Linked DNA regions of Homo sapiens: region 2 is linked to region 1. The links are chromatin loops, found by intact Hi-C in ENCODE. Cell type or tissue: B cell. All regions are shown on one strand. Region 1 holds the start of MOXD1 (monooxygenase DBH like 1). Region 2 overlaps MOXD1 (monooxygenase DBH like 1).

What was found. Hi-C counts contacts between places; a loop is a spot of excess contacts. Peaks named below come from ENCODE experiments on the same cell type or tissue, not always from the same donor. Only the 100,000 strongest peaks of a DNase experiment are listed, where the experiment ranks them.
Region 2: a loop joins it to region 1, with 2.1 times the contacts of the local background. A loop is called at or near these places in 4 of 110 quality-filtered maps.

The regions. Positions count from the first base shown.
Region 1 is chr6:132,397,805-132,405,804 of GRCh38, reverse strand. It overlaps MOXD1 (monooxygenase DBH like 1), which reads left to right and starts at 4,330. Exons shown (of 12, transcript NM_015529.4): 1 at 4,330-4,642. The coding sequence starts at 4,379. RefSeq lists silencers at 4,117-4,256, 4,277-4,446, 4,577-4,626. In B cell, no CTCF peak of the experiment used is centred here; a DNase peak (open chromatin) is centred at 4,424; H3K4me3 peaks cover 1,699 bases; H3K27me3 peaks cover 1,487 bases.
Region 2 is chr6:132,350,364-132,358,363 of GRCh38, reverse strand. The region is part of intron 4 of MOXD1 (monooxygenase DBH like 1); the gene reads left to right. Among named protein-coding and RNA genes, the nearest start is that of MOXD1, 47 kb to the left of the region's middle. RefSeq lists an enhancer at 2,794-3,993. In B cell, no CTCF peak of the experiment used is centred here; DNase peaks (open chromatin) are centred at 3,683 and 6,173; H3K4me3 peaks cover 4,114 bases; H3K27ac peaks cover 5,983 bases.

The DNA of each region.
Region 1 (8,000 bases):
ACTAAAGTTTAGGATTTGCACAGAGAAAGTGGTTTGCTTGCTATGATTTTCATAAGAACCTAAGAGTGATTTTCTGTGCCAACTGGCACTCAATTTCAAAGAAACCTCAAGAATTCAGTTAAGCAAGTCTCAAATTTCCTGATAATAGGAGTAAATGCACTATATCCTCACCTTCTCCATCCACATGACTATCATCAATATCATCTGTTATTAAAATGAATATATAACATTGAGCTAACAGTAGATCATAGCATCTTGCTCATGTAAAAAATATCAGCCCTGCTGAAAGAATGTTTCATGATCATTACCTAATAGCTTTAATTTTTTTTTTTATTGGAGGTGAGGTGAGAGCTGGAGAAAGTATGTAGTTAAAAAAAACCCTCAAAACACCGTAGTTCTATTTTTGGCTTTTCTGCCACTGACTCATAGTATGAACTTGAACCAGTCACCTATCCACACAAGTGACTTAGTTTATAGACTAATGTGAGAAAATGCTTCAGCTTCCCTATTTTGGAGAACTGCTGAGATCACTTACATAAATATTTTTCTCTGAGCTCCCTAGAAGACAGGAACTTTATAAATATTTAGCATTATTGTTGAACCTTAGGTACAAGTAAGCAGGAAAATTATGATACTCTCAAGAAGAAATACTTTAGCCCATCCTAGCTCATATAGGGAGACTGCATTGGCTTATAATCGTCCCTTGGGTTTTCTTTTTTCCTCAATCCTTCCCCCAACCCCTTGCAGTCGACTAATGTAGAAATACAAACAAACCTTAGCAACAGAGGGTTTGGAGGTAAGGAAACTCAGCATGGGGGCAGTCACACTGGCAGATTGCAAGCTATGTATCAAAGTGAGGAGTTAAAATAAATATAACATTTCAAATCCTTGATTGAAAAGTGTGAGAAAATGATTCATTTTAGGAATGACTAATTTGGTTGAATGTTCTGAACTTAAGTAAGACCTCACTGAATCGCTAGTTTTGTCTATTTGATTTCTTTTGTCTACTCATGTATCCAAAGGATATATGTGGAGAGAAGAAGCCTAAACAATGTGCTTGTAACTAATATGTTTAAAGTCGCTCTGTTTATTTCAAGCAGAGTCTTACAAAGCTAATTCACCTGTTTCTCTGCAAATGCTTGCCCAACAGACTGCTCCTCCAACCTTTTAATGGAACTGGGCTCTGGAATGATGTTCCTGGAATGCATACAAGGGTTATTTTTGGATGGTGGAATTTCAGGTGATTTTTTAAGTTTACTTTGTTATTCACACTTTTCTGCATTTCCTGACCTTTTTCTTTAAATAACCAGCAAGTTTCAGTTTTAACAAAAACAGTAGTTTTAAAAACTAATTTTGAAACCCTTTACCACTAATTTCATTCTCCTCTCTGCTACATTCCCTAAGTTTTCAACAGACCTATGCTTTCTTCCTGCCTTCGTTACAAATTTAAGACAAGCAGCAATGCAGTAATTGATTTCCAACATCAGAAAATTGAGTCCTCTATGCAACTGAAGTGTAGAGTTGCTTTTGATCCAGAAAACTCAAGCAGCGTACAAAGCACACATAGATAACATTTTCTATTCTGTCTCAAATTACTGGGTGATTCAAGCCAAAGCAGAGTGGATCTCTTGAGTATGAATTATGCTAATGTTCTGTTTGTTGACCTGATCTCAAAATGGTTATATTAGTTTTAATGTTTCTTGAATGTTCAAGGCGTTTCGGATGCAATGCCAGTCACAACAAAAGACAATAACTTTACACTCAATGAAATAATAAATGAAAACAATTGAAAACTTTCTCCTTTGTGTATTCATGTGTGGTCTTTTCTATGTTTGCCTCAATACCAATGCAGAACACTCAATTACATCTGGGGCCAAGGTTTCCCCCACAGAACAACTTTGTTACGAGGATGCTTACAGGAGCATCTGGGCATGCATCTGTTCACTCGTCCTACAAGTATTCATTAAGCACCTATTGCAAGATGTCCACATTCTAGGCAATGAGAAACCAGACATGGTTCCTGACCTAAAGAGGCTACTGGAGGAAAACAAGCCTGTAGACAGAAAGTACACTGAAGTGTCAGGGGTGCCATATGGGGTCTGGCAGAACATTCCATGGGGACTACCGTGGATAGTATCCACAGATAGGATGCTATCTTACAGTGAAGTGTGAGAAGGAGGACAAGAAAATACTTCAAAGGAAGGAAGGCAGAAGTGACAAACCCTGCGAATAGGCACAGTGATGCAAAATAGCACGGCTCTCCATTGAGGATTCCAGAGGGATTTTTCATGTGGTCTACAGGCCGATGGGTGAGTGAGATGGGAGTGATGGAAGGTAAAGCTAAAACAGTTAATGGGGGAAGAATTCTGGAAGGCATGACCTCTTTTTGTTTCATTAAGGAGACAAAATGTCCTAATAGATGTGAATTTGGGGTTTATATAACGAACCCCAGGAAGCAGATGTAGCAATGTGCTTGTTCCAGGTTCCTCCACACTAGGAATAAAAGTAGGGTCACAAAACAGAAAGTTTGCCTTTAGTCACTCTGCAGTAATTTAACTTCCCTGAAATCCCTGCCCAGGATAGTGAGAGGATAGTGAGTGTGTCCCACCCGGTGCCATGAGCCACTCCTCTGGGACTCCATTCCCCCTATTTTGTTCCTCTTTCTCTCCATATCCCCCTTCCTTTCTTCATGGCTGAAGCCACGTCCCTGGTATGGTGCTTGTAAAAACCCAATTCTAAGGTTGCCACCCTTACATTGCTGTATGGCTGTTACTGCCCTTGACATTTGCCCAGTGGGTCCTGGTGGAGGTGAGGCACCAGCTACTTATATTTCATAGTCTCCATGCCCAGTTCTTGTAAGGCTTTGCAGGCTCTTTTATTTCTCATTTTATTTTGCGGTTCCAACATCACTCTTCTCTGATGCTGGCCTATTGCCATTGGCCAGCCCTGCGGACCTTGATCCAATCTCTCCTTGGGAAAAGTCCCTTCCCAGGCAAGTCCCTGAGCACTTTGGTAAGCAGATCCACCTACAGGTCACCTTCCAGACATGATCAAATATTCCCGTATCCTTAGAAGAATATAAATTAGATGCATGACGGTAACTTTGGAAAAGTTATGGGAAAAGATAGGCAGGGGGAAAAACAGGCTGAAATACGAGGTGAGGAGAGAGAATGAGGAGTGTAGGGTGGCTAGTGTGGAGCTTGCTCTTCTTACCCATATTTCTCATCTGATATTCTCTCTTATTTGTTTTTCTATTTTGCATTGTTTGTATTTTTATAAAGACAAAATTTCGAACTTTTTTGGAAACTTGGCAGATCATAAATAAAGGAATAAATAAGCAAGGTAAATTTTAGTGGCCATATTTGTATTTAGCATTCTAAAGACAGGAGTGGTCAAAGGTAGAGGCAAAACCAAAACAAAACAAACTTTTGACAAACATGGTTATGGCCAGAACTTGGAATAGCAAGAAAAGAGAATGTTAAATTAAAATATAACTCTCAAATGACAATTCACCCCTTACCTTCTCTGCTGATGGCAAAGTAGTTTGGCTGACTTTGTCCCATCAACGCCAAACCAAACCAAACAAAAACTAGGTGAAGGCAAGCGTCAGGGCTCCAACTCCTGCCGTGAGGAGCAAGCTCTGCGGCCCCGCAGGGTGGGAGGGTGAGAGAAATTCTCGAGGTGGGGGGCTGGGGAAAGTGAAGTGTGTCCCTCCATTGCAATAGGGACGTCACTGGGAACAAAGGCTCTGGAAAGTCGACAGCAACGGATACGGAGACGTGAAGGTTACCCTGGACGGGCCTTTCTGTGCATCGCACCCCAGACTACCCCCTTTGCTCACTCAATTCCTCCTCTCCAGGCTAAACTTGCTCTCTGCCGTCAATGTCCATTCTTTCCCTGGTAACCTCTCGCCCACGTCCCGCAGAGCCCACGCTCTTCCCGCTCTAGGATTCTCTTGCCCTCCTCCTTTTCCCTCTGCCTCTGGCCTCCTTTTCTCCTCTCTCGGCGTCTGCCTCCTCCTGCCTCCTCCTCCCTTTCTTTCCGGGAAGCCCCTCGCTTTCCTTCCCACCGAGCCCCGACCTCGGGGACCAAGTCAGGGGTCGGGGGCTGCAAGTGGATCCGCTGGAAGGGCCGGGCAGGGTGAGAGTTGGCGGGGCTGGGACCCGACGGGACGGAACGGGACGGGACCGGACGGGACGCGGCGCGCCCTGCAGGCGGCCCGGGGCGGGGAGAGCGGGTCCTGCCCCTCCCGGGCGGGCGCGCGGCCGGCCCGAGGGGCGGTCCCTGGGCTCCCGCTCGCCGCCGCTGCCGCTCCTCGTTCTGCTCCTCACTCCCCAGCGGCTGGAGGCCGGTACCGGCGGGCAGGAGGCGCCCGAGGATGTGCTGCTGGCCGCTGCTCCTGCTGTGGGGGCTGCTCCCCGGGACGGCGGCGGGGGGCTCGGGCCGAACCTATCCGCACCGGACCCTCCTGGACTCGGAGGGCAAGTACTGGCTGGGCTGGAGCCAGCGGGGCAGCCAGATCGCCTTCCGCCTCCAGGTGCGCACTGCAGGCTACGTGGGCTTCGGCTTCTCGCCCACCGGGGCCATGGCGTCCGCCGACATCGTCGTGGGCGGGGTGGCCCACGGGCGGCCCTACCTCCAGGTAAGCGCGTCTCCTCCCGGAGCCCGCCCGGCCGAGCCCGGTCCCGTCCGGACCCCAGAGAGGGCGCAGGTGCGGGTCGTCCCCGGGGCCCGCAGCTCTCTCTCACCTGGCGCAGCCCCGCGCCCCCGGCCACGCTCACTCTCGCCTCCGCGGGCAGCGCCTGCTCTCCCGGAGCCCCAGAAGGCGCGCGGTAGGGAAGCCGAGCACGGATGACCCCAGGCAGGTTTCCTTCTTTGAACACTTTCCTGTCCCCAGCGCCCCACTTAATAGACGCCCCCCCGCCTACACACCTGCAATACACCCCGCTTCATCCCTGATGGGAAGGGAGAAGGACCTAGGCTTTGGCTTTGGGGACCTAATGGGACAGCTCTCAGAGGAGGGAAGGGACAGAGCGCTTTAGTACGTCGCGGACTTGCTGTCTAGGAGTGGAAATCTCAGAACTTCCCAAATCGTGGCTATTTGGGAGCCTCCAGGCGCGGGGCTGATGTCAGCTACACCATTCTCCAGAAGAATGAAGGGCCCCTAAGAATCGCTTAGGGACTTTCCTATTCCGAGAGCTGTTCAGGAAGCCACATTTAGAGACCAAAATCGAAGGTCCCCAGGCAAAATATCCTATGAAGTGACAAAACTTTGGCTTACTTTAATAACCAATAAAGTTAATTTGACCGCTGCTGATTTACTTTGAAGGAGCCTAAGTAACCACCTTGCCTGTTCATGGGTGCTTTACTAAATAGAAAGAAAAAAAAAAAGGAAGAAGAAGATTGTGAGATGACCAGAATGATTAGGTGGCTAGGTTTCCTGGACATCCTTGCTTGATCGTGACCAACGTTTGGATGGCGGTGAACGTACACGCTTTGTTATTATAAAAATTCATCCGAACATACTGCCCTTTGCTAAAAGTCTTGATCCAGATGAAAACTCCGAATTGTTCTGGCATTGCATTAAGGCTTTGATAGTATTTAAATCAGTGTTCTCCGTGGATTTAGAGTGCGCTTCTTAGTAATTTTATCCCCAGGTTCTTTTCGACTGAAATATGCCATCAAACTTGAACGCTGATTCTGGCACTGAGCTGTTAACTCTGGAAGGAAATAAAGTGACAACAATAAAAAGTTCAAAACCACTCTATTATCTATTTTTTCATAAATTAATCGTTTCTTCCCCCAAATAAGTAACTTTACAACTCCAATAAAATAAAGTTTTATGAGGATTGCATTCTGCTGAAGTCACTGATGTATAAATATTCTCCTCCTGCAGCATCTCAGACATTAACTTTATGAACCAAGTATTTGACCACAAATGCAGGCCTCACTAGGGGAATGACTCATTCTCCTGTAATATAAAGTAGACAATACCTTATTTAAATACCTATTTAACGTTTTTTAAAAAAGAAATTTTACCGTTTAGGGAGAGGAGTATAGTATGCCCCTTAACTATCCTTGCATGTTCTACAAAAGGGAGCATAACTCTTACTATGCTAATATTATAAAATGGGACATACTTTGAATGTTAACTCCATATTATTTTCCCTCAAAGAGTAGCATTTCTAGAAAGCCCAGCCAATTGTATGTCAAATGAAAAGCCGTGAGTAGAATTCTGATTCAACATGCCATAATAGGCCCACCACAAAGATAAACTTGGTTAAACTACAGTGTTTTCACCCTGTTTGTGGTTCTTCATAGAGATTGCATAGGACTTAGTTAAGTACTCTTTAGATTGATTTTGAAACATAGAAATTTTCTTAAAGTAATTAGTGAATACACATCACTATGAGATAAATTATGACTGGCTGCATTCTCAATACATTTAATGAGCAATAAATAGGACTTCCCGTCCATTTTTATTCCTAAGGAAATAAAATCATTTTTACATGTAAAGGATGATCGTTTTCTTACTTGGCTGACATATTTTACCTTCCATTTCCATAAACATTCTACTCATTTTAGGACATATAAAATGCATTAAAATTATGCTATTCAATTAAATGGAAAGACAGTTAACTTAAAATCTGTTTAATAAGATGAAATACACCAAATAATATAAATGAAATAAATGTATCAATTTCAGTTTTATTATTCAGGCTGAATGATTCCATTCTCCAACGCTCGAAATTCAGTCTCCTCTCTAGAAACTATTTATTTAAGGTTCTTCATACACTAGTGTGAGAAGAGTATTTTCAGCAACTATACCAAAAAGTGAATAGGATTCTCTTTTTTTTTTTTTTTTTTTTGACAAAGTCTCTCTTTATTGCCCAGGCTAGATTGCACTGGTGCAATCTCGGCTCACTGCAACCTCACCTCTCAGGTTCAAGTGATTCTCGTGCCTCAGCCTCCCGAGTAGCTGGGATTACAGGCGCCTGTCACCATGCCAGGCTGATTTTTGTATTTTAGTAGGGACCGGGTTTCACCAGGCTGGCCAGGCTGGTCTCAAACTCCTGACCTCAGGTGATCCACCTGCCTCGGCCTCCTAAAGTGCTGGGATTACAGGCGTGAGCCACCACGCCAGGCCATAAATAGGATTCTTAAATGTAGCATATTTGATTCTATTAGTAGACTTCATGTTTTGTGTAATTTTGCTCCCGGCGAGAACAACATTTATATAGAACAATGACACAAAAAACATTGGCTCCCGGGGCATCAATAAATGCACAGCAGCCACTAAGAGTTGGACAATTACACCAGGGTGTATGATAATAACCTAAGTTGCTATCCTAGTCACCTCATCATGTGGCTTTTTGGCATGTATTTTATTTTATCCTTTTAAATTTAATTTTAAACTAAAACTTTAGTTTTTAAAAATTTTTCTGACTTTTATTTTCCTAATTATATTAAACTCTTCTTTCAAAAGGGTGTTAACTCCTTGAGAACTATGTAAGTGTAAATTTTTATCGATCAGGTAGAGAATCATTGGCTTAATAGATGTCACAAGTCCAAATGTCTATAGATGTCAGGAAATAAATCTAAGAGTGACTGGAGGCCATTAACTTAAGTGAAACAAGCTAGATGCAGAAAGATAAATACTGCATGTTCTCACTTATAAGTGGGAGATAAATAATGTGTACACAAGGATGTGGAGTGTGGAATGATAGACAATAGAGACTCAAAAGGGTGAAGGAGTGGGAAGGTGTGGAGGAATAGAAATTACTTATTTGTTACAATGTATGTTATTTGGGTTATGGATACACTAAAAGCCCTGACTTCACCACTATGCAATCTCTGTGTGTAAAGAATCTGCACTTGTAACGCATACATTTATATAAATTAAAAAATGAGAAAAAAGAGTGATGAGAGCTTGAATGGAACAGGCAGGATGTAATGCAACAGAGAGGAGATGGCACTGAGGGAACTGGGGGTTTTGTGAG
Region 2 (8,000 bases), 47 kb after region 1:
GTTTAATTCTAATGCCTGAGATCTGAATTACTGTGTTGAACTCTTTTCAGTGCAAATGTGCTACACACATAGGTGTTATTAGTACGTGTATTATGAACACCATTTATTTAGTCTAGTAGGGGGAGCTTTAACACTTTATTTAACCTATATGAACCTAAGCTTGAAGGGCCCTTCCTGTCTTTCTGGTCACATAGACCTGATTTCAAATCCGGGCTCTACCATTTACCACTTATATGACCTTGAGTAATTTACAGAACTTTTCTGAATCCGTTTTCCCATTGGCAAAATGGAGATATGACCTATCACAATACTACTGTAAAGTTATTTGGAAAATGTTTATGGAACACCTGAGGCACAATAGATGTGAAATATTGTCATTTTATAGTAATCCTTCTTTCCTCTAACAGTCTAAACCTTCTGTTTGCTTTTGTCAACATTTTATTTCATGGTTGCAGAAAATGAAGTCCAGAGGAAAAAACTGCCTTTCTCATCCAGTTAATTAATTGAAATTGAGATTGAAATTTAGGTCATAAATTTTTATTACTTATCTCTATCTCTCCTTCAAAATATGAAATATAAAACAATTTCAAAGCAAAAAATACACCTAAGATTTATATCTCCATTTTATCATCTCTTAACTATCTATAATTAAATAATTTTTAAAGCTTTTCAAAAAGCTCTAAATTACTTGGATATTATTATCCAGTAATTTAGAACAGCTGGACACTCACTTTGATTTCATTGACTTTTCTGAGACATTTAAAAGAGGGAAAAATTGAAATATTTATATTTAACTAGATTTTTATATGGTATATTAGTTCCTTTATAACTTGGAATTCATTACTTTTACTATCTTTCCTTTTTATTTCTATACTTCCTTTTAAGATAAAGTTTAGTTCCTTTAAGAACTGGACTGCCAGATGAACCTGATTTGTTTAGTAAGGCAAACTCTTATTGTAAGTGTTTGTAAGATTCACAGTTGAATTACATTTACAAGGTTAGAGAACTAAGTTCTTTTTTCAGTGGTAAACAGGAAATGTCAGTACTCTGAGTAATATTTTCCACTCATATAGCAAATAGAATTTTCCAAAAGATTGTTAGTTCAGTCACATTTTTTTCAAACTATATTTACTCCAAGTGCTAAGAGATATTTTATGGGATAATTTATTTCTTCTTCAGCTTGAATTAATAATCAGATAAAATTCATATGTGATATGATGTGCTTCTGGACTGGCTTTTAACAATCTTGCAAAGAGGTCACAACTGTTGAGTTTTTATCTCTCATCATTTGAAAGATTAAGGAGTTTTTTTCTCTAGAGAACACTTTATTTTCTAATATGAGAATATTTTCTAACGTGTATTTGTTTCATTTCCAGTGTAATATATACTTCTCATAATAAGTAAAAAAGTAAAAAATATATAAAATAAAAAGTAGTAGTGCCCTCTTTCTCCAAATTCTACTTTCCTGAGGTGACTAATGCTAACAGATTTATTTGTATTTTTCTAAAACTTTATGCTGAAGAAAACATTTACAACATTTATATAGGATTTTTTTGGGTTAATCTCTTTTATTTGTAAACAAATTAGGATCACTCTATATCTATTACTTTGAATTTTGCTTTTCAAATTAATGCCCTCATCATTACTGGACAAAATATTATAACACATTATTTTTAATGTTTACATAATTTAATCTCCTATTATGTATAAACCATAATTTTTGCAGCCATACACTTTTGATGCACATTCAAGATGTTGTAAGCTTTTTGCTACCATAAACATTGCTTCAGTAAATGTTCTTGTAAGTATATCGTTATGTATTGGTGGTTTCATTCCTATACGCTAGATTGCTAAATGGATTGAATCAAGATTACATGTATTTCAAACTTTAATATATTTGTCAGATTACTTTATAAAATTCACACACTAGCTGTATGTGAATATTTTCTCATCCCTTCTTGAGCACTGGATATTTTAGTCTTTTAAATTTATTGCCTGTTAATGGATGAAAACTAATATTTCTGATTGCTTTGGCTTGCTTTCCTTAGACTACTAGTGAGGCTTATGCTCTTTTTATGCTCTCTTCTGTCAGTTTGCTGTTCAACCCTTTACCGATTTCTTTTTAAAACATTCTTTTATTGAATTGCCTAGATAAAAGTGCACAAACAGTATAAAACTCATTGAATTTTCATAAGGTGAACTGACTCATGAAACCAGAATCAAGATCAAGAATAGAGTATCAACTCAGAAGCGTCCTTTGCGTCCCCTCCCAGGTACTGTCTGTCCCCAGAGGTCACCAGTTTGCTGACTTAAATCACTCTTTACTAATTTTGCCTGTTGTGAATTTTTTGTAGGTAGACAGAAACGCTAGTGCTCTTCTGTGTCTGGCTTTTTTTGCCGAACGGGATGTGCAAGTTGGCCATGTTGTTTGTAGAAAATAATGTGTTCATTTTCATCTTTGAATTTCATTTTCTGAACATACCAGAATTTTTTATTCATTTTTATTGGTTAGCTATTTCTGTGAACCAAACCAACCCAAAGTTCAACAACTTTAAATAAGCTTTAAATGAAGAAGCACATGTTATAGTTTACAAGTCAGCTTGGTGGTTCTTCTGTTTGTAGCTGGGCTACAAACAGGTATGTAACCAGCTTGGGTTGGGTATGCAGCTTTCTAATAGTGCCTGGGCTCTCTCTTCTTGTTGGGAGTCAGCTGGTTGTAAGCAGGTCTAGGAGGCCTCAGCTGAACAAGTGGGCTCTCCTTTATAGTATCTTGTTCTCTAGAAGTCTAGACTGGGCTTGTTCAAATGGTGATGGCACAGTTCCAAAAGAGAGAGTAGAAACTGTAAGGCCACTTGAGGCTTGGTTTGGGATTAGCACGCCATTGCTCCTGCCATAAGAAGCAGGCCCAGCCTACATACCGGAGAATGGTGATAGACTCCAACCCCTGAAGGTCTAGTTTGTGGGAGAACTTTCTGACCTTACCTGGAGTTGAGTCAATTTAGAGAGCTGAGCAAAATACAGGGATAGAGGAAGCAGTGGGAAAGGACCTGGGAGCTCACTGGGTCCCTAAGCATGCCATCCCTGCTTGGTACCACAGGGATCTTTTGGGAGGGTGACCAGAGGCACAGGGTAAAATGCCACAGGGAGAAGGAAGTCCCCAGCTGAACTTTGTAACAATTTGAATCCAGCAAGAAGCCTCCTGGCCAGAACCTGGGGAAGGGCACGAATCTGGTGTGCAGACTCCACGGGTGAGGGAAGAACCAAATCCTTTTTCTTCTGCACCTGGGAAGTGGCTAGTCTGGGGCAAGTTCTCAAGCCGTGCTCATCTACTGCCTGGAAACAGGATGTTGGGGGAGGGGCATGATGGGAGGGAGACCAGCCCTTCAGATTGTGTGGGAGCTGAGTGAGGCCTGTGACTGTTGGTTTTCCCCTACTTCCCTGGCAACCTGCATGACTCAGCAGAAGCAGCCATGATCCTCCTAGGTAGATGACTCCATTGACCTGGGAACCTCACCCCCATTCCCCACAGCAGCTGCAGCAAGACCCTTCCAAGGAGAGTCTGAGCTCAGACACACCTAGCCCTGCCCCCACCTGATGGGCCTTCCCTACCCACCCTGGTAGCTGAAGACAAACGCTATATACTCTTGGGAGTTCTAGGGCCCCGCCCACCACCACTTCCTCTTCGTACCACCACAGCTGATGCTCTCTGGAAAGTGCCACCTCCTGGCAGGACGCCAACCAGCACAAAAATAGAACTTTAAATCACCAAAGGTAAGAACCCTCACAGAGCCCATTTCATCTCCCTGCCACCTCCACTGGAACAGGTGCTGGTATCAATGGCTGAGAGGCCCATAGACAGTTCACATCACAGGGCTCTGTGCAGACAAACCCCAGTACCAGCCTGGAGCCTGGTAGACTTGCTGGGTGGCTACACCCAGAAGAGATATAACAATCACTGCAGCTTATCTCACAGGAAGCCACATCCATAGAAAAAAGGGGAGAGTACTATATTAAGGGAACATCCCCTGGGACAAAATAATCTGAACAGTAGCCTTCACCCGTAGACTTTTCCTCTGACAGAGCCTACCCAAATGAGAAGGAACCAGAAAACCAACTCTGGTGATATGACAAAACAAGGCTCTTTAACACCCCCAAAAAATCACACTAGCTCACCAGCAATCGATCCAAACCAAGAAGAAATCCCTGATTAACCTGAAGAAGAATTCAGGAGGTTACTTATTAAGCTAATCAGGGAGACACCAGCGAAAGGCAAGAAAATCCAAAAAACAATACAAGAAGTGAAGGAAGAAATATTTAAGGAAATAGATTGTTAAAGAACAAACAATCAAAACTTCAGGAAACCTTGGACACTCTTATAGAAATGCAAAATGTTCTGGAAAGTCTCAGCAATAGAATTGAACAAGTAGAAGAAAGAAATTCGGAGCTCAAAGACAAGGTCTTCAAATTAACCCAATCCAACAAAGACAAAGAAAAAATAAGAAAATATAAACAAGGCCTCCAAGAAGTCTGGAATTATGGTAAATGACCAAACCTAAGAATAAGGAAGAGGTATTCCTGAGGAAGAAAAGGAATCTAAAAGTTTGGAAACATATTTGGGGAGATAATCAAGGAAAATTTCCTTGGCCTAGCTAGAGACCTCGACATCCAAATACAAGAAGCACAAAGAAGATCTGGGAAATTCATCACAGAAAGATAATCACCTAGGCACATCATCATCAGGTTATGATGAAGTTAAGATGAAGGAAAGAAGTGTAAGACCTACGAGACAAAAGCACCAGTTAACTTATAAAGGAAAACCTATGAGATTAACAGCAGATTTCTCAGCAGAAACCCTACAAGCGAGAAGGAATTGAGGCTTTATCTTCAGAATCCTCAAACAAAACAATTATCAGCCAAGAATTTTGTATCCAGTGAAACTGAGCATCATATATGAAGGAAAGATATAGTCTTTTTTAGACAAACAAATGCTGAGAGAATTCGCCACTATTAAGGAAGCACCACAAGAGCTGCTATAAGGAGCTCTAAATCTTGAAACAAATCCAGAAACACATCAAAACAGAACCTCTTGAAAGCATAAATCACATAGGACCTATAAAACAAAAATACAATTTAAAAAGCAAAAACAAAAAACAAAAAATCCAAGGTACACAGGCAACAAATAGCACAATGAATGCAATGATACCTTACATCTCAATACTACATTGAATGTAAATCGCCTAAGTGCTCCACTTAAAAGATATAGAACTGCAGAATGGATAAGAACTTACCAATCAACTATCTGCTGCCTTCAGGAGACTCACCTAACACGTAAGGACTCACATAAACTTAAAGTAAAGGGGTGGAGAAAGGCATTTCATGCAAATGGACGTCAAAAGCAAGCAGGGGTAGCTATTCTTACATCAGACAAAACAGACTTTAAAGCAACAAGCAACAGCAGTTAAAAGAGAAAAAGAGGGATATTAAATAATGTTAAAAGGCCTTGTCCAGCAGGAAAATATCACAATCCTAAACATACATGCACGTAACATTGGAGCTCTCAAAATTGTAAAACAGTTACTAATAGAACTAAGAATTGAGATAGACAGCAACACAATAATAATGAGGGACTTCAATACTCCACTGACAGCACTAGACAGGTCATCAAGACAAAGTCAACAAAGAAACAATGGATTAAAACTATACCATGGAACAAATGGACTTAACAGATATATACAGAACATTTCATCCAACAACTGCAGAATGCACATTCTTTTCAACAGTGCATGGAACCTTCTCCAAGACAGGACACGTGATAGGCCATAAAACAAGCCTCAATAAATTTAAGAAAATTGAAATTATATCAAGCACTTTCTCAGACCACAGTGGAATAAAACTAGAAATCAACTCTAAACAGAACCTTCAAAACTATGCAAATACATGGAAATTAAATAACCTGCTCCTGAGTGAGCATTGGGTCAAAAATGAAATCAAGATAGAAATTTAAAAATTCTTTGAACTGAATGACAATAATGACACAACCTATCAAAATCTGTGGGATACAGCAAAGGTGGTGTTAAGAGGAAAGTTCACGGCCCTAAATGCCTACATCAAAAGGACTGAAAGAGCACAAACTGACATTCTAAGGTCACACTTCAAGGAACTAGAGAAACAAGAACAAACTAAACCGAAACCCAGCAGAAGAAAGGAAATAACCCGGATCAGACCTGAACTAAAAGAAATGGAAACAAACAAACAAAAAACAATACAAAACATTAATGAAACAAAAAGCTGATTCTTTGAAAAGATAAATAAAGTTGATAGACCATTAACAAGATTAACCTAGAAGAGAGAAAATCCAAATAACCTCATTAAGAAACAAAATGGGAGATATTGCAACTGATAACTGAAACACAAAAGATCATTCAAGGCTACTTTGAACACCTTTATACACATAAACTAGAAAACCTAGAAGAGATGGATAAATTTCTGGAAAAATACAACTCTCCTAGCTTAAATCAGGAAAAATTAGATACCTTGAACAGACCAATAGCAAGCAGTGAGATTGAAAGGATAATTAAAAAATTACCAACAATAAAAAAGTCCGGGGCCAGACGGATTCACAGCAGGCATTCAAAGAAGAATTGGTACCAATCTTTTTGACATTATTCCACAAGATAGAGAAAGGGAGAACCCTCCCTAATTCATTCTATGAAACCAGCATCACCCTAATACCCAAACCAGGAAAGGGCATAACCAAAAGAGAAAACTACTGACCGATATAACCAATGAACTTAGATGCTAAAATCCCTAATAAAATGCTAGCTAGCCAAATCCAACAACATATCAAAAAGATAATCTACCATGATCAAGTGGGTTTCATACCAGGGATGCAGGAATGGTTAAGCATAGGCAAGTCAGTAAATGTGATACAGCACATAAACAGAATTAAAAACAAAAATCACCTGATCATCTCAATAGATGCAGAAAAAGCATCCAACAAAATCTGGCATCCCTTTACGATTAAAACTCTTAGCAAAGTCGGCATACAAGGAACATACCTCAATATAATAAAAGCCATCTACGACAAACCCACAACCAGCATAATAATGAATGAGGAAAAGTTGCAAGCATTCCCTCTGAGAACTGGAACAAGACAAGGATGCCCAATCTCACCACCCCTCTTCAGCATAGTACTGGAAGTCCTAGCCAGAGCAATCAGACAAGAGAAAGAAATAAAGGGCATCCAAATCAGTAAAGAGAAAGTCAAACTGTCCCTGTTTGCTGTTGATATCATTTACCTTGAAAACCCCAAAGACGACTCCAGAAAGCTCCTAGAACTGATAGAAGAATTTGGCAAAGTTTCTGGATACAATATTAAGGTATAGAAATCAGTAGCTCTTCTATACTTCAACAGTGACCAAGCAGAGAATCAAATCAAGAATTCAACCCCTTTTACAATAGCTGCAAACAAACAAACAAACAAAAACAAAAACAAAAAACTTAGAAATATACCTAACCAAAGAGGCCAAGGACCTCTACAAGGAAAGCTACAAAACACTGCTGAAAGAAATCACAGATGACACAAACAAATGGAAACACATCCCATGCTTATGGATGGGTAGAATCAATATTGTGAAAATGACTGTACTGTCAAAAGCAATCTACAAATTCAATTCAGTCCCCGTCAAAATACCACCATCATTCTTTCTTCACAGAATTAGAAAAAACAATTCTAAAATTCATATGGAACCAAAAAAGAGCCTGCATAGCCAAAGCAAGACTAAGCAAAAAGAACAAATCTGGAGGCATCACACCACTTGATTTCAAACTATAAGACCATAGTCACCAAAACAGCATGGTACTGGTATAAAAATAGGCACATAGACCAATGGAACAGAATAGAGAACACAGAAATAAACCCAAATACTTACAGCCAACTGTTCTTCGACAAAGCAAACAAAGACATAAAGTGGGTAAATGACACCCTTTTCAACAAATGG